Linked DNA regions of Homo sapiens: region 2 is linked to region 1. Evidence: chromatin loops called from intact Hi-C (ENCODE). Cell type or tissue: HCT116. All regions are shown on one strand. Links, peaks and the distances in the headings refer to the core of each region. The heading gives the core; the rest is flanking DNA. Region 1 has its middle 82 kb from the start of CCDC112. Region 2 overlaps ATG12 (autophagy related 12).

Region 1 (10,067 bases), core at 580-8,579:
CCTCCTCAGGGTTTAAGATCACACGGTAACTTCCCAATGCCAAACCTAGCACTGGCCACCTGGTAGGTCTCAATAGATGTCTGCCAATCGGTGGATAAGAAAAAAATGTTGGACCTACTCAATTCACAATAAACATGTTGCAGAACCAGTAAAAGCTGTTTAGAATCCATTAAAAGATTTTTGTTATGAAACCAATTTAGCCGTATCTTTTTCCTGAACCAAGAGTACCCTCTGCACCCCTCAACCCCCACAAATGTACTAGCCTTGGGGAAAAGACTGGGTGAAAGTGTTACCACAGGCAGCAGAGGGCAGCTGTCATCCAAGCAGAGTGTAAACTGGAGTCCCAGGTAGGTGGCAAGGGAATGGGAGAAGCAATCAAGCACCAGGTCTGATGGGCAAAGGTGAGGCCAGAGACTGCAGGCCAGGCAATAGCTAAGATGCTTAGAAGGTCAACAGCTAGGGGAAGAGCAGCAAATAGGGCAAGATGAGATGCTCAGGTGATAGGTCAGGAACCAAGGCAGGGAGCTGAGAAGTTTGTTCCTATTGGCTATCTAGCCGGGGAAGAATTTGGCCAGCTCTCAGTAGGTGTACAAGCCAAGTGATAGGTGGTGTAGTCCTTTAAGATCTTTGTTTTGGCAAACCATACCTTTTTAAAGGTGACTGTACACTTGGTGTGTTGCTCAAGTCCCTCCTAGGACTCCCACTTGAAATCAGTCCATTTATCAGCCATCCAAGAAAATAAGTATCACACTTTATAGTTAAATTCTACACACTGCAGGATCAAGAACTCGATTACATATTTTTTCTACTTTTGAAAAGTAATAAGACAGCTAGAACAAAAATAACAAAAACACTTTGATACAAAAGACCTTAGAAGATACGGGTCATGTTTGTTTGTGACTGTAAACTGCTTAGCTGAAAGTGATTGACACTTTATTTGAAGGCTTAAAATGAAATCCTTCAGACTAGTTTCACTGTTCTGCTATCAGAATCAGATTGAAACACCAGGTAGGCCATATTCAAGCCCAGGGTTTCTGTCACAAGGCCTGGAGATGGCGTGTGGGTCTGAGATCCCCAGGCAAAGCATTTCCCAACATTTCCCTTCCTGAGGAGTACTGCCTGTTGCTCCATTTTAAGATGTCTTGGGGATGGCATAAAATGAGGGCTACTTCAATGGGAGAAGCCTATTGACTCTGAATCCAGACAAGGAGAAGACTCAAATGACCAGAGGTAGCTCCTAAGCTTATGCTTTTGTGAGAAAGTAGCATGAAGTCTAGAATCAGATACTAGGCACATATTCACAAGATAGCTTCTGGACATATATTGGGCTCAGCTGCTTACATCTTCTAAACCTGAAGAAATACATGGTGATAACGAAACAATGAGATCCCAACAGATCCCAAAGCTCTTCTAAATTGCCAAAGAAAGAATAAATTAATAGCTTCAATGTTAATGCATTTCATTGAATTCCAGTTCTTTGAAAGTTGGTAACCAGCTCTTTGAAAGTTGGTAACCTGAGTATGAACGTAGGAAACAGCTTGGTAAAATAGAACATACCAGTTTCCTCTCACTGCCAACTAAATTAGAGTATACCAAAACTAGAAATGCATGAATAAATCACTATGGCCAAAGTGGAGATATTCTCTTCCACTGTAGAATATTAAGCTCATATCTAAGAAGTATCTTTATTGATTGATTGATTTATTTATTTTTTGAGGCAGAGTCTCACTCTGTTGCCCAGGCTGGAGTGCAGTGGTGTGATCTTGGCTCACTGCAACCTCCAGTTCCCAGGTTCAAGTGATTCTCCTGCCTCAGCCTCCCGAGCAGGTGGGATTACAGGTGTGTGCAACCACACCCAGCTAATTTTTGTGTTTTTATTAGAGAGGGGGTTTCACCATGTTGGCCAGGCTGGCCTTGAACTCCTGACCTCAGGTGATCTACCCACCTCGGCCTCCCAAAGTGCTGGGATTACAAGCGTGAGCCACCAGGCCCAGCCTGAAATATCTTCATAGTTTGTAAATCTAGCATTGTCCCTCTCTGTGACAAACTGTTGTGACATATGAAGTCTTGTGCCAGAGTGGACAAAGGTTAAGCCTTATTATAGAACAGCTGAGGTTACATGGATGACGTCAAAAGTCCTTATATTTAGAAACCTTCTCAAATTGCCTTGTGTATTGTCAGCCCTCTCAATCTGTCACTACTGGCAGCCACCAGTGGATCTGGCGTAAGAAGCCTGTGGTTTTGTGTCCCTCCCACAGGCCCACAAACTTTGGACTTTTGGTTCTCTTGCTGACTCCCTGACCCCGTTCCTGAACCCAAGAAATTCACTCCCATGGTGGCTGGCACTGCACCCCCACACCCCTCCCTATGTTCCCTTAGGTGTCTGCTTTCAGGTAGCACTGAAACAGTCATAGCTATTTTTTAAAATGTAACTCTCCTAGAATTTAGCCATGCTATGCTATCTTGCTATTTTGAAAGCTGAATCTATTCAATATATATTTTCAAATATACATTTGTCTGCTCTATATTCTTTTACCTCTACCTGCTACCTATTGCTTCAGATCTCCTGCATCAGACAAATTAAGAAACACCAGATTAAGATGACCATAAAGAGGAGTGTTTGTGGGGATGTAGCAGAAGGCAAAGACCAAATGTCTCACCGTCATTGTCATCTTCATCCTAAAGAAAAGGAACTAAGATTGATAGTGCCGGGGCCTGTTCCAGGCTCTTTTTTTTTTTTTTCTGAGACAGAGTCTCGCTCTGTCGCCCAGGCTGGATTGCAGTGGCAAGATCTCGGCTCACTGCAATGCAAGCTCCGCCTCCCGGGTTCACGCCATTCTCCTACCTCAGCCTCTCCGAGTAGCTGGGACTACAGGCGCCCGCCACCGCCCCCAGCTAATTTTTTGTGTTTTTAGTAGAGACGGGGTTTCACCGTGGTCTCGATCTCCTGACCTCGTGATCCGCCCACCTCGGCCTCCCAAAGTGATGGGATTACAGGCGTAAGCTACCGTTCCAGGCTCTTTGTGGGCATCACCTCACTGAATCTTTTTAGGAGGGAGCAGCTATTATGATGCCCATTGTATAGAGGAGGAAACTGAGGCTTTAGGCGATTGACTGATCTGTCCAATAACACACATCTAGAAAGCGTCAGAGAGAGGATTGCAATCTAAGTCTGTCTGACTCCAGAACCTGGCCTCTTAACCACTAAACAATTATGCCTCTCATTATGGCTGGTCAAACTTTAGCAAAGACTACTTAAAGGCCCTTACAAGGGCAATCCCATAATCAGACCGGAAGTACAACTAAAGCTTTCTTAATCCAGCCACATGTACAGAAGATGATTGAAAGGTTGTATGTAAATCAGTTTTTGAAAATCAAATCCTATTCTAAATTCACCAAGGGAGCGTGCTTCATTTCTTCACAAAAAGAAAAAAGTAATACTATTGTACACAATCAGTTCCAATAGATTTATTTGCCAAGCTTAGCATTTTATATGTATGACTACCTTAGAGTTGGGATAATCTGTGGTCCCCCGTCCTCCCTTAGCACAAATTCACTCACTCATGACGATGAAGGTAATTTGTGATCCAGACAGAAGAGGGAGAAAGAGCCACATCCCTATCCACCAAGTCAGAAATTGTTGGCCAGAGGGTAGGATGGCAGAAATTAATGCTCTTTTCAGAGGGAGAAGAGGAAGCCTGAAATATGCATGAAAGTTACTTGCATGGATGGCTGATAAATTCCTCAGTTAGCCTACTACTTATTGCTCAGCCCCAGCAGTAAAATGAAAGTAACAGCACTATGAGTCAGCTACACTTCTTGAAGCTATTTGAAACCCTCTGAGGAAAACAACAGAGTCAATAAATATCATCACATGATGCGTCATGTAGCTTCTCCTGCAGATGAAATTAGTTGTATGTAGCTAGACTCTTATCATAATTCTACTAGCATTGTGATGGATCTGGAAGGAAGGGCCTTCAGCCCCAGAATTTGCTGTTAGCAGACAGCATCTGTGGGCACCTTCAGGAAATGCCTTAGATGCAGAAAGCCACCTTGCCTAAGATTATGTCCTTTCCAGAAGACGCCCACATCCAGTGACTGACAGAGGAAGGGTTGGTTATAAAGGCCCAGCCACAGTGGCCTAACCTGGGACAACTCTGACAGGGCATTTAGATCCAGAGCTCCCACAGGGTCCACTGAGGCTGTGGACCTGCCTGATCATTCAACTCCTCCCTCTGCTCCTTCTTCACTTCTCCACAGGTGTTGATCCCAGAGACAATCCCTAATAAACACTTTTTACACTCGACTCCACCTCAGAGTCTACTTCCCAGAAAACCCAGCCTGCAATAAGAATCTATACAAACTATTGAAAATGAAAGTTATATTAAGGGGAAAGGTCTTCCATTTATCATGTATAAAATCTGGGAAGCCAGACTAAAACTAAGCTGAGAATTTGCCCCTGTAGTTTTTGTTTTCATGGCATTAATATTAGCAAGAATGACTGCTTATTACTATTTTAAAGGTACAAATCCATATAATTTATTTATCAGCTCATTTTTCTTCTATGGAAAATTCACCTGTGATAAAATTATTTGGATCCCCTTTTCCTCCATTACATGTGTGGTAGATTGCAAAGATGACTACAGTGTAATAACTCCCTGCATCTGTGCCCCTAGTAATGTGACCCTGCAACTCTTTCCATCAAGCGGTAGGCTGGCCCTGAATCTGGGCTGGCTTTGTGACTTGACCAATAGAATGTGGTGGAAATAATATTGTGCTAGTTCCAAGGTAAGACTTGTGGAGGTCTTGAACACTTCTGCTCTCTCTCTAGTGTCCCAGCCAGCCCCAGTGTGGAAAAGCCTGGGCTAGCCTGCTGGAAGGTGAGGAGACCACATGAAGAAACAACAAGTTGACCAAGAGGCCACCCTATGGGTCCCAGTCAACCCGGCAGACCCATAATTGAGCCTAGTCAAGACCAGAACTGCCCAGTTAGGCTCAGTCGAAATTGCTGATCTGCAAAATTGCTAGCTACATAAATAGTGGATGTTTTAAGCCACAAGTTTTAGGGTAGTTTATCTTGCAGCACAAACTATCTGATAGAGTAGCTAGTGGTTATTTCCAAGACTGATTCTGGAAGAATGAATATTTGAGCAAATTGGTTCACTTCCAAAAACTAAGAATTGATATTGTTTTCCACTCCCATCTTCCATTTTCCAATTTCCAAGGCAGGGATCTGAGTAGATATTGAGTAGATGGATATGGAGTAGATATTGATACTGAGTAGATGGGAAGAAATCCAGAAAAATTCCACATAGGTACAGTTAAAATTTCACTTTAAAAATGGCTCAAGAAAAGACTGTATAGTCTAAGAGGTGGACTTCCAGGCAAACATATAGAATGAGATGTGTGATCAAGTTGGGAGTTTGTGAACCATGATCTTGAAAGTCCCTGTATTGTCCACTGTTTAATGTTATGCTGTTTTATGGGCACAAAAGTGGGGAATTGCAGTTGACTTCCTTAGAGAACCCTTAGGAATCCAGCACTCTCTTCCTGCCTGCTATAAATTACAGCTAGTGAAGAAAGAAAGAATATGTCTATTTTTCCAGTAACAGAATAAATAATATTATGAATTAAAAAAATTATTTCAGGTAGAGCATGACTAGTTTTTCTTATACCTTGTGCTAAAAGATTGCTGGCACTGTTGCCATTTCCTAGAAAAAAAGTCACTCTGGTCTCTGGCCCAGGTCCTGACATAAACCTAGTTCCTTTTCTTCTGCTGTGATCAGTCCAGATAAATTTGCACAGAGCAGCTGTTTCTACCTGCTGCTTTCATGCTGACGAGGTATGCATTCCTCTGATCTAGTGCCTGTGGCGGTTTGATTAGTCATAATTAGACCTCAGAAATCAGACTCTTTTCATCTCAATCTCCAAAGCAAAATTTTCTATAAATTCAACATCAGTTTATGTAGGACCTTAAAGTTAAAACAACAACAACAACAAAAAACTCCAAAGAAATCTTTTGACTTCCTGATACCTTTTACTTCTCTAATCTAAATGCTTAGGAAGCATCAGGATTAATTAGGCTAGTTCCTGCTACTCAGCAGCCGGAAGAAGCCGAAAGAGGTGGAGTTTTGACCTGCCTCTGAACCTTCTACATGGGCAGCTGGCCCTGGGCAGGTGTACATAATTAACAGGTGTGAGCTGGCAGGGTACTCGGAAGGTCCTGTTAGCAGTTCCCATGCAATCTTCTGAAAGTAGGGTCTTGAGCTGTCAATGATTTTCTTATATTTGCATGAGTCAATGCACATGATCACACGTCATTTGCCATGCCAGAGTTGTCTCTCAGAGAGTTCACGATATGGACGGTGGTGGCCTAACATTCACCAGCATCTAGACTGCTACCAAGAACTGAAACATATCATTTCTCTTCTTAATAAACTCCCTTTAGGTATTTTCTAGTCCACCCGGCTCAAGCAAGTTCACACATCGACAAATATAGGGCTGTTGGTGGAGTGGGTAGGGGCTGGCTGGGGTGGAGGTACAGCATGGTAGCATACTCCCATGACATATTTGCACTCCCCTCGAACTTTGTGTAGAGATGAACATCTGATCAAAATGAATACAAAATCTATCTAATGATCCTGTAGAAACCACGCCTATTAATTAATCCACTGTTGACAATGTCAGGTGACACGTTATAACAACGCCATTGTGTTTCTGAGCTTTATTTGTTATATACCTTAAAATAAGACAGTTTCTACAATTATAACTTTAAACAGGTGTTCAATATTTTGAAGCTAATAAAGTATGGACAAGTGCTTATAAGGACCTTTTACATTTCTGGAGGTTTTTATAGTAAGTAAATAATTTTATGCAGCTTGTGCATTTATATAATTAAAAGTTTTTTTGATAGGTGCAGCAAACCACCATGGCATGTGTATACCTATGTAAGAAACCTGCACATTCTGCACATGTATCCCAGAACTTAAAGTATAATTTTTTAAAAAAGTTTTTAAGTTTTAAGAAGTGTAAAAAACAGTATTTAAGAAACATTAATGCAAGATAATAGATCTTTATGTGAAACAAAACTATACAACATGAAGAAAGAAACAAGAATTTTTAAAAATCTCAAGAGTAGATATAACACAATAAAAAACAATCTCTGGATGTGAATAATCAATACGCTATCATCAAACAGAGAAACTTAAGAGCTATATGGTATAAATAGGAGTACTTCAAAGGAAGACTTTGGGGACAAGAATCATGTATAATAATATTTTATTAGTAAGTTAAAATTTTCTAAAACAGTGGATATAATTCTGGGAAAAGCTAAAGTAAATGCATAAAATTCTCAGGGTTTCCAGGCACCTGTGTAAGGGTGTGCATGTTTTAGCAGCAACTACTGGCGTTTCCTCTTTCTCTTAGTAGCTGAGTCATTGGCCAGTCAGGAACCTCACTACGGAGGTTCTTAATTAACTGCAGCTGTGTTTAAATATTTTGCTCTCAAACAATAACAATAATAGAAGCAACAATTTAAAAATAGTATTCATACGCAAGCTTTATTGAGAGCTGACTATCTACTGGGCTCTGTTCCAACCACTTTATATGTAATACAGCATTGATCCTCACTAGAATGAAGAAGTGGGGACTATTATTGTCCTCATTTTACAAAGGATCTAAGATAGTTACTATTCTTGAGCTCAGATTAACTTTTACCACTTTTCAAATGTCAGAGTGGTGTATGGTAATAAGAAGCGTAGGCCAGTGCAGTGGCTCACGCCTGTAATCCCAGCACTTTGGGAGGCCAAGGCTGGCAGATCACTTGAAGTCAGGAGTTTGAGATCAGCCCAGCCAACAGGATGAAACCTCGTCTTACTAAAAATATAAAAATTAGCCCAGCTACCCAGGAGGTTGTGGTAGGAGAATTGTTTGAACCTGGGAAGTGGAGGTTGCAGTGAGCCAAGATTGCACTAATGCACTCCAGCCTGAGCAATAGTGTGAGAATCCATCTCAAAAAAAAAAAAAAAAAAAAGTGTAAAACTGTACCAAAGGCCTGGGGTGCCCAGGGACAGAGTTTTCTAGCTAGCTCAGGAAGCACACTGGGCTATGACGCATTACAGTCTTCTGCTTCCATTTCCAGTATTTCCAAAGGCAGCCTGTGGGCTGCCTTACTGCCCTGGACTCCTGGAAATAGAGCTAGAGTCACAAGGATTTATGGCCAATAGTGGGCATTACCTTTAATCCAAGCTACTTAGGGAAATAAATCCCTAAGTAGTACTGAACAATCCCATTAACTAGGCAAGGAAGTTCATTGGTTAAGAAAAAAAAATAAGGCATGCTTTAGAATCAGGTCTTCGTTCAAATCTTATATCTATTACTCATTAGATGAGATTATAGGCATCCAATCTTAACATCTTTTTTTCTCCCACACTGCAAAAAGGCAAACAGAATTAGGTTTTACCTGCAGCAGGAAGAATTCAAGCGAAAAATTAACAGACGCAGGTTTTCCTGAGTCAGCATTTCTAACACCTAGGAGGGTTTGCCAGAAAGGTTACAGAATTCTCTTTTCCATAAACCTTCAAAACCATGACAGAGCATCATTAAGAAGAGGGGTTTCACTGAGTGCAACCCTGGTGGTCTGTGAAGGACTTACAGATGGTCCCTTTGGTCTCTTGATACCAATATTAACCTATTATATTTGCCTAAAAGATAATTTTCACTTCATGTAATTACTGTCTTGTTTGCCTCTACTTACATTCCAAACTTTATTAAAATACATTAGAAAATGAAGATACCTTCATTTGAAATTATTGGCTACTTCTGTTTCAAGATAACAGAAAGCCCCCAATCAAACCTAAGATGTATGTGAAACTCTTTATTAGTGTGTGAAATGTATCAAAACCAGTCGATTACTTCCACGAATTAATGAATAATTAAGCAGAGAAACAGATGCAAAATGAGAAATGGTTACATTAAATGAAGAACTTCTTGTGCCTGAGAACAAAATTTGATCAGTTTAGGTCTAGTCTATTTTTTGTGGCAGCCTGAAAATGCAGAGAGACAGGTAAACAAATATAGAGAGTACAACAATGAATTGTAGGCACTGGTGATGAGAGAGCCAGCTAGAGTAAGCAAATGAGGTAGGCAGCTGCCAGGTCTACCTGGGGCCATTGCTGGAGAAAATCAGTTTGGTGCTTCTGCTCCATGGCAGGCCAGAGGCAGGAAGGACTTTTTAAGAGTTGTGCAATAGTTAAGAAATAGATGGACTCTTTTCATCCATGCCATAGGCTCAACATACTACCCCCTGATGGTTAAAACTGCCTGTTATGCTGAAACATTCCATACAGGCAAGTGAAGAACACTGGAAATTCATTCCATTATTCCACAAATACTGCCTGTATCCTATGTGTGCCAAGCTCTATGCTATGCTGGGAATACGATGGTAAATAAGACCTAAGACTTGCTTTCAGGACATACAATTCAGTTTTTAAAAGCCCCCAGTTATAGAAGTTACAATAAAGTGTTATGGCAGTCACCAGGAAAGTGGAGGAGGCATATGATGGGTGTCAGCCTAGTCTAGGGATCAAGGAGTTGTCGAAGAAACAAGCTAGACACTAGTTAAAGGCAATAAAGGCAGATTGTGTGCAGGAAGAACTACTGCAGGAAGGGAAAGAGACTTTAGTATAGAACTGAGCTCAGTTCTCAATGCAGCAGACAGCCGGGGATTTATAGCCAGCAAGCAGAGTAAGCAGTCTGTGGATGGAAAGTTACTAAGAGGGACATCAAGTGTTGGCGGATTCTTGCTAAACTGGCATCCCAGAACTTGTGATAAAGGTGGACCAAAGACTTAGAACTCAAGGTTAGCAGAGAAGATGAAGAACTTGACCAGATGTCAAGGTTGGTGAGATATCAAGGGTGGGGGAATCTAAACTGACTAGGAGGATGCTTGATGAAACAGGCTTCAGCAGGCCAAGGACAGGGCCCAAGGATGAGGCCTGGTCAAAAAGAAGACTCTGAGGAGCTGTTTAAAGTTTGGTCGAGGAAAGGGCTTTTGTCAGAGTGCTTGC
Region 2 (10,029 bases), core at 2,030-10,029, 450 kb after region 1:
GAACAGGATACCTCAGTTGGAAATGCAGAAATTACCCACTTCTGCATTCATCTCACTTGGAGCTGCAGACTGGAGCTGTTCCTATTTGGCCATCTTGCCAGCCAATCCTAAAAGCATTTTTTTTTTAGGCTCCCACATATGAGAGTATGTGCTATTTGTTTTTCTGTGCCTGGCTTCTTTCACTTAACATCACAATATCCTCCAGTTCCATGTTGCAAATAACAGGATTTCATTCTTTTTTAGGGCTCAAGATGACATCATGTACACTTTCTTTATCCATTGATCCATGCATGGACTCTCAGGTTGATTATGTATCTTGGCTATTGTGCATACTGCTGCAATGCAGGTATCTCGATATACAGATCTTCTTACCTTTGGGTTTACAACCAGCAGTGAGAATGCTGGATTACACAGTAGTTCTTTTCTTCATTTTTTGAGGAAACTTCATACTCTTCTCCTTAGTAGCTTTAGTTATCTACACTCCCACCAACAGTGTACAAGTATTCTTTCTCCACATCCTCACCAGCATCCATTATTGCCTGTCTTTTGGATAAGTCATTTAAACTGGGGTGTGATAGCTCATTTAGTTTTGATTTGCATTTCCCTGGTGATTAGTGATGTTGAGCATTTTTTCATATACCTGTTGCCCGTTTTGATATCTTCTAAGAAACACCTATTCAGATCTTTTGCCTATTTTTAATTTTTTTTTGCTATTAAGCTCTTTATATATTCGTTTTTAATTCCTTGTCAGATGAGTAGTTTGCAAATATTTTTGCCCATTCTGTAGCATATTTCTTCACTTTGTTTCCTCTGCTGTGCAGCTTTTTAGCTTGATGTCATCTCATTTGCTCATTTTCACATTGGTTGTGTTTTTGAGGTCTTACAAGAAATCTTTGCCCAGCTTAAACTTTTGGTTTCCCCAATTTTCTCTTCATAATTTCAAGTCTTACATTTAAGTCTTTAATCTATTCTGATTTTTGTATATGGTGAGAGAGGGGTCTAATTTCATTCTTCTGCATTTGGATACTCAGTTCTGCCTGCACCATTTATTATAGAAGAGATTGTCCTTTCCCCAATGTATGTTCTTAGTGTCTTTGTCAAAAGAGTTGACTGTAAGTAAATACATGGATTTACTTCTGGGTTCTCTATTCTGTTCCCTTGGTCTGTGTCTTGTTTTTATGCTTCTATCATGCTGTTTTTGTTACTATAGCTTTGTAGTACATAATTTGAGGCCCAGTAATGTGATGCCTCTGGCTTTGCTATTTTTGCTCAGGATGGCTTTGGCTGTTCTGGGTCTTTTGTGGTTCCATACAAATTTTAGATTTTTTTTTCTCTATGTCAGTGAAGAATGTCACTGGTATTTTGGTAGCAATTGCATTGAATCTGTAGATTGCTTTGGGTAGTAAAGCTGATGGATTGAAACTGGGTTGGAAGAGAGTCAAGATTCTAAGCAACTATAGGGATGGATTTATCATTCTTAAGACAAGACTTGGGAAAAGTGGGGCAGGAAAGGGGGAAAGGTATGTTTTGTAGATGTAGATAAAAGAACTGGGAACAAATACTTGGAGGAAGCAAGGAGGCAGATTTTGCCATGTTGTAAGAAAGGCAGTTATGAAACAAATAGAGCCATCTCAAAATGGACAGGACATCCTTTTTGTCTATCACTAGAAGTAATCAACCTAGATTCATGTGTATCAGCTATGACAGAAGGAACTATGGGAATTGATTTATAAGGATTCCTCTAAAGATTTTACTCACGTTTTATCTTTCATTAATATTAAATACGAAAACATGGGTATAGTAGCTAGTATCAGGTATCAAATTACTTTCCATTATTTCTAAAAATTCTATTTTAAAAACTTCCGAGATTTAAATTCAAATCTGAAAATCTGTCCTACCCCCTTGAGTCAACATGAAAGTGACTCCAAGAACAGGGACTTTATTAGTCTCTTATGAGCTTTATTAGTGTTATTCCAATATTTAGGACATAGTAGGCACTCAATATGTGAATGACAGGTTATACGAACAAACTGAAGTTTATACTTACGTTTCAAGGTTTTTGATATTGCCAAATGGCCCCCTAAAAGTGATATACCAACTCATATTCTATTCACCAAAATATGACAGGATTTCCCCACAACTCTGCTAATAGCAAGATGTACATTATTTTTATTGTCAGTCAGCATTGTTTTTATTTGTATTTTTTGTAACCAATGGGGTTCAAGGTGTTTCATGTTTTGTTGGCCATTTGTATCTTTTTGTGAATCGAAATTTGGTATGTTTTGCCTATTTTTCAGTTGGTCTTTTCTTACCAATTGAAACAAATTCTTCATATACTTAAGACATTAAAAACACTGTCATATGTTGCAAATATTTTCCATTACCTTCTGCTGTACAAAAACTTAAACTATACAAAATTTCCTTTGTTTTTAGCTGTCATACTTTGCTAATCACAATTTCATTCACTCGATGTGTTACATTACTAATTATTTACATATAAGGAAATGTACTAAGTATTATGTGTGTGTGGGTACCAGATAAAAACCAGAATAACTGGACACATGGCTCTGAGGCAGTATGCAATAAGTGATTTAATAGTGGTAGTTTGCTCTAAGTGTTTTTATGAGAGAAAGGGTATCTTCTCCTTGAATGATTCAGATAGCCTTTAAAAAGTTAAAATCTGAATCAGGCCTTGAAGAAGAGTTAGGATTTGAAAGGGTGAAGGTGTAAGTAAACTGCACGAGCAGAAGTAGATAACAGAAAACACAAGGCATCTTCAAAGAATGGTGAATAATCCAGTTTGGGTTAAATAATGTAGGCAGAGTATTTATATAAATACGATTTGAACTGTATTCAAATAGTAGTATTTGCTGAACTGTTTTCTGAATAGTTTTCATTACGTGGCCTGTAGCTGGCTTCCTTAGTGCCAAAAGTTTACTCAGCATATTATAATCCTTGGAAAATGAAGCAGAAACTGCATGAAAAGAGATTTTTATTTTCACACTCCTTCAACACCTAAGGCTTTCTCACTTTGTGTTACAACTAAATTGGTTGACTAATGTCATGTAATCTGAGAAATACACTGTACTTCGTTCTAGTAGATATTTAAGGTCCCTTTAGGACTGAAACTTACAGAAATCAGATTCCAGGAATTATCCAATCTCATTTTGATTTCGGATAAACATTAATTTGCCTTATTCCTTAAATATGGTGAATTCATTATGAAGTCTTTGGCATACTTTTAAAGATGGAAGTACAATATTGCAATATTATACATATACTTTGTGTGCCATGGGTCATCTATGCACAGTAAGATGAAGCATGATATTAATGACATCTATTTAGTCACAAAGAAAATTTAAAATATCACCTGAATGTTCAGTTTTTCCCCCAAGTTTAATCAGACTTGAGAGTTTAAATTAAAAATAAATTGTGTTGTAGGTTCTAGTCACCCAATAACTTATCGGATCCAGGCTTAATTATTGTTTAATGTTGCAAATTTAGCGCAGAATAATTCTTTGAGTAAAGATCAAGAAATAATTAAATATGATTTGAAAAAGTACAAAGTCCAGGCCCGGCACGGTGGCTCACACCTATAATCCCAGCACTTTGGGAGGCCAAGGCGGGTGGATCACCTGAGGTCAGTCAGGAGTTTGAGACCAGCCTGGCCAAAATGGTAAAACCCTGTCTCCACTAAAAATAACAAAAAATTAGGCGGGTGTGGTGGCAGGTGCCTGTAATCCCAGCTACTCAGGAGGCTGAGGCAGGAGAATCACTTGAACCCGGGAGGTAGAGGTTGCAATGAGCCAAGATTGTGCCATTACAGTCCAGCCTGGGCAACAAGACCGAAACGCTGTCTCTTTAAAAAAAAAAAAAAAAAAAAAAAGTGCAAAGTCCTATGTATTCTTCAGAGTTGTTAGGAAAGAAAACAAATAAGGTTAGCTACATATTTAGCTAACCTTAGATTTAATAAACTATTAAGTTATTTAGGTCAAAAAGAATAACTAAATGGATGCTACAAATTTCAACCAGTATTTTCGATTTTTTGAGGTCTATCATCTGAACCCTCAGTGGCAAACAATACGAAAATTCAACATATTTTTATTTGTTAAATATATGAATATAATTAAATATATTCCTTCAGTAAACTGAACTGGACAAAACTAGAGAACAGACCTTTTCCATACTCATTTAACTTTAAAATGATATTACTTTGAATTCTACTACATACCATCTTAGATCCTGTTTTGAAATTCCATTCACATTACATTCGATTTACTAGAATGCCTTTTTTTTTCTTTTTTGAGATGGGGTCTCACTCTGTTGCTCAGCAGGAATGCAGTGGTACAATCACGACTCACTATACCCTTGAACTTCTGGGCTCAGGGGATCCTCTTGCCTCTGCAGCCTAATAATTTTTTTTTAATTTTTATTTTTTTGTAGAGTTGGGGATCTTGCCTTGCTAACCAGGCTGGTCTCAAACTTGTGGCTTCACGCAATCCCCACACCTCAGCCTTCCAAAGTGCTGGGATTACAGGTGTAAGCCACCATGCCTGATCTGGAATGCTTTCTAAAAATATGGCATTATAAACATAATACTAAAGAGAAAAAAAGGTTAAATTTCACTTCAAGAAATTATCAGTCTAATAGCATCAGTAAAAATGGCACTTTTAGTCATGGCATAAAATATACAATAAGGCTATTTTTCAATTATTGTTTTCAAGTTGGAAAATGCATTATGAAACACTCAAAAAGATGCTACTGGGTTTACTCATCAAGTGCTTTTGACACCATATAAATGACAGAGTAACACCACAGTTATGTGATTGGGACTCAAGAATCCTTAAATGTTAGGACTGAAAACAGGTATATGACTTATTTGTCCAGAATTTATATTTTTCTGTATCCCAATAAAATAATTAAGCCATGTGTATTGTGTAAAATTACAGTCTTTCAGTCTGTCCTATGTGCTTGCTCTCCTGGCTAGATATTAGCTAAAAATTAGCAAAAACAGCCATTTCCCCTATTATTCCCCAGCAAAGATGTGAAACCAAAACGCCTAACCTTTTCTGCCTGGTGGACTGCCCTCTACTGGACTATTTGAGGTATTCAGCCAGCAGGTCAATGTGACTAAAAAGGTAAACATAGAGATAAATGTAAACATTAAAAAAAAAGGAACCCTTTAGTATATTAACTTTTACCATGAAAACAATTTCAGTCATTTTGAGAACTGACAATGAAGATGTTTATACAGTCTTAGTCTCCTTTTCAACCTTGGAGGCAGATCTGCAGCAATAATAGTAACAAGTAGGAGCAATGGGTGTACTATCATGACCATCTTTTATGATGACTGGTGCATTAATACAAATCACATTTTTCTGAGTCCATTCATGCTATGGATGTTTTCTTATGCATAAACATAGAGTAGACACATACTAAATAGATCACATCTGTTAAGTCTCTTGCCACAAGCATCAAAACTTTTCAGAGCTGTCTCTTCCGTGAAAATCCATTTCATGTAGTAGCAAGTTGATTTTCTTTGTGGTTCATCCCCACGCCTGAGACTTGCAGTAATGTAAAACCAGTTTACCATCACTGCCAAAACACTACAAAAAAAAAAGGCAATAAATCAAACTCAATCTTTTATTATTCTTAGATGAAACTAAGAAGATAAATGCCACATGTATCATAAATATCCACACACGTATATTAAGTTACCTATGTTACAGGCTATCTCTTTCAAAGGATGCCTGTTTCTATCAGACACATATTAATAATCCTAAGTGTTTAATAAAATCTGTCCTTTAAGCATCTTAGGCATGAATGAGCTTATGTATTTTAATCTTGTCCTTTCTCTACATGTCCAACCACAATATATGTAATTTTAGCTGTTTTCTAGTAGTGGTGCTAGTATGTGTACTCTAATAACTATTACAATGACTCTGTAAGATGTTAAACAGTCATTCTTATGCTGTTTTCTCAATTTCTTGTAGGCAGATTTGGATAACAGATTATAAGAACAATGTAGAAGAAATCAAATGTAGATAAAGAAAAAGCCTTACTTTATGAGAATCATGAAGATGACTTTGAAATGTAATTTATTCCTTGGTTCTTCAATCATTGTATAATTTATTAATATCTTTCTATGATCAAGATGTTAGATAACAGAACAAGAAAGTCATCTTTTCTACCCCAGAAAATTAAGAATGGCATGCCATCTCTTGAAATAAAAATGTGAATTAACAATACTACACAATATACATATTATACAGATGTGCATACTCGATTAAGAAAAAAAAGCAGTAATTTCTTTCTTTTTTTTTTTTTTTTTTTTTTTTTTTTACCTCATAGAGAGTTCCAACTTCTTGGTCTGGGGAAGGAGCAAAGGACTGATTCACATAAATAAACTACAAGAAAGGAAGGAAAAACAGAGATGTTTAATGGTATCCTGATTAATCTGCATTTTTCTGCATTCCAATCAGCTAGCTATTTTGTATTGTTTTCACAATTGAAGAAAGCTTCTCTGAACTCCTAACTTTTCTAAATAGTCAATTTAAAGAGATCATTACGAAGATCTCATTTTTCCTCCAGAGGAATAAAAATAACACAATTCCAGTTCCTAGAACAGTGGTTCCTAACTTTGTATAACTAAGAAACTTTTAAATATTTTTTACAAATAGCTTTTGAAGAGCTGGCTATTCAAGAAATTACATTATCGTAAAAATGTCCCCACTTACCCACAAAGAATTTCTCCTAAGATAATTACACAGGCACACAGCCAAAAATCAATATGTCTAATATTCAAGGTAGTTTGTACACTTTCCTTGGGTAAATGTATGACATATATACTTAGGTTTTTTAATAAAGTCACTTACAGGCAAATGAAGCAGGAAAAAAAGTAACAATTAAAACCTTATAACCTTGCTCTTTAAAGGATTCACTGCTCAATGTTTCAGTTTAGTCTGTTTTTACTAAAATATTTCTAGTACTTAAAGTCACAGTGTTGAAGTGCCCTTTAATAATTTTCTTTTTGGAAAACAAAACTTTATTTGCAGGTAACATATTTAGTTTTCCTTTAATATCCAAATTTGGGACTAAAATGTCCTGGATTAAACTTAGTATTTAAAAAAAAAAGTATCAGAATAGTTGGTTGACAGATACTATTTTGATCACCAACCATGAACCATCAATATTGCTTGCATCTCTCTTAGCCAATATAGTGTGGTGATTAAGTGTATAGGCTCTGAGACACACCTGGGTTTGAATCCTGGCTTTACAAATAATCTCTCATCCTCTTTATTTGTAAGATATGGAAAATAATAGGACCTATACCTCTTGGGTCTGTTAGGAAAGACAAAATGAGATAATACACTAACTTTCAGTGCCTGGTATATGTACTCAATAGACGTTATTGTTAAATTATCTTTAAATAGTTCATGCTGAAATATCAATTTGTGGTTATGGCTGAGTAGAGTTCTGGCACAAAAATTTCAGAACTGTAACAGAAAACAATGTGCATTATAATGTGAATTTTTTGTAATACAGATATAATTTGTGTTCAGTGCCTGACAATTTATGAGCAAATCCAGATTTTACTCTTGTACATTATAAATGAGGGGAAGGGCTCTCAATAACAGCTTAGTTTATCAGTGTCTATGATGTGCTGAGAATTGTACATGGAACTATGAAGATTAATGTGATCTCTTCCCTCAATGAGCTTATAATCTGTAGGAGAGGCAGAGACACACATGAATAAATACGGGTGAGAAAAGTACATCTAATGAAGTATGTAGCGTACAGAAATGTACACTACTCTAGCCTAGCAAAAGGGTCAGTGATGGCTTTGTGGGAAATAAGAAATAAGCAGGATTTAACCAGGTGAAGAAAGCAGTAATCAGGACTTCACAGGCAAAGGAGACAAAGAGTAAGATGGTGTTGTGTTCACAGAAAACAGCAGACTCGATGGAGCAGAGAACCAACCAAAGGCATTCAATGTGATTTTGTAACAGGTGTTAACTGGAAATTTTAAAAAAGCAATTCAGTTAGTTCAAAAGACAGAAAGACATAAATCTGTTTGCATACTATAAAGCTCTATATAAGTAACAGGTTAACATCATCAATTCCACTGCAGAATCGCTAAGTGGCGTATAATTTGTTACTTTAAAGTACATGTAGTTACTCCAGGTTTGTGAAAGTAAAATTCCATGGAAGTATTATTTCCAAACTGCAAGAACTTGGGCAGACAAAATTAGTTAGTTTTATTAATTACTTTGCCTTTAAATCAGCTTTTTTTTCTTTCTGCTTTTAAATCAGCAGTCTTTAAATTGATGTCTCTAGTTATTCTGGTTATAAAGCTCTCTGTCTAGTGGATTCCTCATGGTTCACTGGAATAGCATTTTCTGCTAATAGTCTGTGCCCCGATTAAGTCAGTTATGCAGGATATGAAAGCCTTATTTCACACTTTTTCCTTAAGCATCTTTGCTGTCAAAGTTTGACGACAGCCTAACTTTCTAAGTCATGCCCTCTTTCCCGTCCCCTACATTTCCAAATGATTTCAAGTCCAGTAATTTTAACAGAATGCATCCTGATGTTCATTATTCTGGGTTGATACTCTCAGGTACTTCAGATGTTTTTTCAATATGTAGTTTCAAATCTCTTACCTTAAATGACATTTTTACAGTATTTTTTCTGTTCCCTTGCTCTGGTTTTCTTCACAGACTCTTGTCCAAAGGTTGACTCACTTTTTAAATTTTTTTCATCTTCTATTTTTCTTAACATATTATCCGTTGTTTATGTTCCTCCTACTTTAGTCTCCATTTCTGAAATAATTTTCTTTTATTTCTAATTCTTTTCCTGAGCTTCATTTCTTAGTTTTACTAATGCTGATCGTTTTTCTTTCATGTCTTATACCATCTTATTGTTTTTAGCTCATTTTGAAATACAAGGTTACAATTTTCGACTTGTCTTATAGGTGTATATTTCTGGCTTGATTTCATCGTCTCTAGGGATGCTGTTCTTTTCCGCATCTCGTTTTTCTTGTAACACTGTACGGGATTTGACCTTGTTATTCCTGTTATTGTTTTTATGTGAAATTAGTTTTCCTCAACTTTTAGAATGAGGTGAATTAGGGTAGTTTTTCTAACTTCACAGAGCTCCCCTTGTTGTTTTTTGTATACTATTCAAAACGATGGAGGCCTGCTTTGAGCTTTCCAGGCTCTGTTCCCCACCATTTTGATCTGGTCTTTCTCTTTCCTTCCTTTCTCATGTCCCTACCCTTTTCAATTTTCATTTCACTTCCTGAAATTTCTCCTCAGTATGGGGTCCCAGAGCCCTCCTGGGTCCATTTTGAGATTGTTTGAGCCCTTCAAGTCCTTAGTGCAAATGTATTGTCATCACGTGCTACAGAAGAGGGCAAAACTCCTTAGTCAGCTTCTATTCTTAAATTGGCTCACTTTACTTCCCGGTCAGGATCTATTAGCGTTTTTGAGGTTCTACTTTTCTCAGTGCCGTCAGATGCCAACCCTGTTTCTTACTGCTTCTTTCAGCACAGATGCTGATACCATGCAGGTCCTGTGGTTGCTGGTGGTTTGTCCCCACCAACATGTGTTTTGGGGCTCATGGGGATACCTTATCACCTAGTTTTGTTACAAATACTAATCAGGGGTTTTTGGTTTTGCTATCTAGTTGACTAAGTTTTGTGAGAATTTCAGAGAGATTCACGTGTACCTTCTGATTCCACCATCTTCCCAGAATTCCTAGCATTACTTTTTTTCCTTTAACATCCATTTTGCTAGATAAAATTCAGGAGGTATCAGTTTTAGTTTAATCTAGGAAAATGACAAAATAATTCTTATGTTTCCTATTGCTTAAATGGGAAAGGATAATCATATTCACTACAGAGGATTTAATTTAACCCTTATGAAATTGTTTTCATAGGGTAAAATGGCTGAATGATGGCAATTTTATATGGTTCAACCTACTATGTATTGGTATCAATCAAGTCCTTTCAGGTTACTGAATGAATACAGG

Evidence for each region. Peaks named below come from ENCODE experiments on the same cell type or tissue, not always from the same donor. Only the 100,000 strongest peaks of a DNase experiment are listed, where the experiment ranks them.
Region 2: it touches region 1 in a loop (3-fold over the local background); 3 of 110 quality-filtered maps call a loop at or near these places.

The regions. Positions count from the first base shown.
Region 1 is chr5:115,373,947-115,384,013 of GRCh38, forward strand. No RefSeq gene overlaps it. Among named protein-coding and RNA genes, the nearest start is that of CCDC112, 82 kb to the left of the region's middle. RefSeq lists an enhancer at 3,930-4,009. In HCT116, for the core only: a CTCF peak has its summit at 3,592; DNase peaks (open chromatin) are centred at 3,815, 5,845 and 6,215; H3K4me3 peaks cover 1,428 bases; H3K27ac peaks cover 1,348 bases.
Region 2 is chr5:115,826,258-115,836,286 of GRCh38, forward strand. ATG12 (autophagy related 12) reads right to left here. Exons shown (of 4, transcript NM_004707.4): 3 at 6,345-6,407; 4 at 1,943-5,606. The coding sequence ends at 5,547. It overlaps LOC124901049 (a long non-coding RNA gene), which reads left to right. Exons shown (of 2, transcript XR_007058908.1): 2 at 5,994-6,625. Among named protein-coding and RNA genes, the nearest start is that of ATG12, 10 kb to the right of the region's middle. In HCT116, for the core only: a CTCF peak has its summit at 5,086 (motif pointing left); no DNase peak of the experiment used is centred there.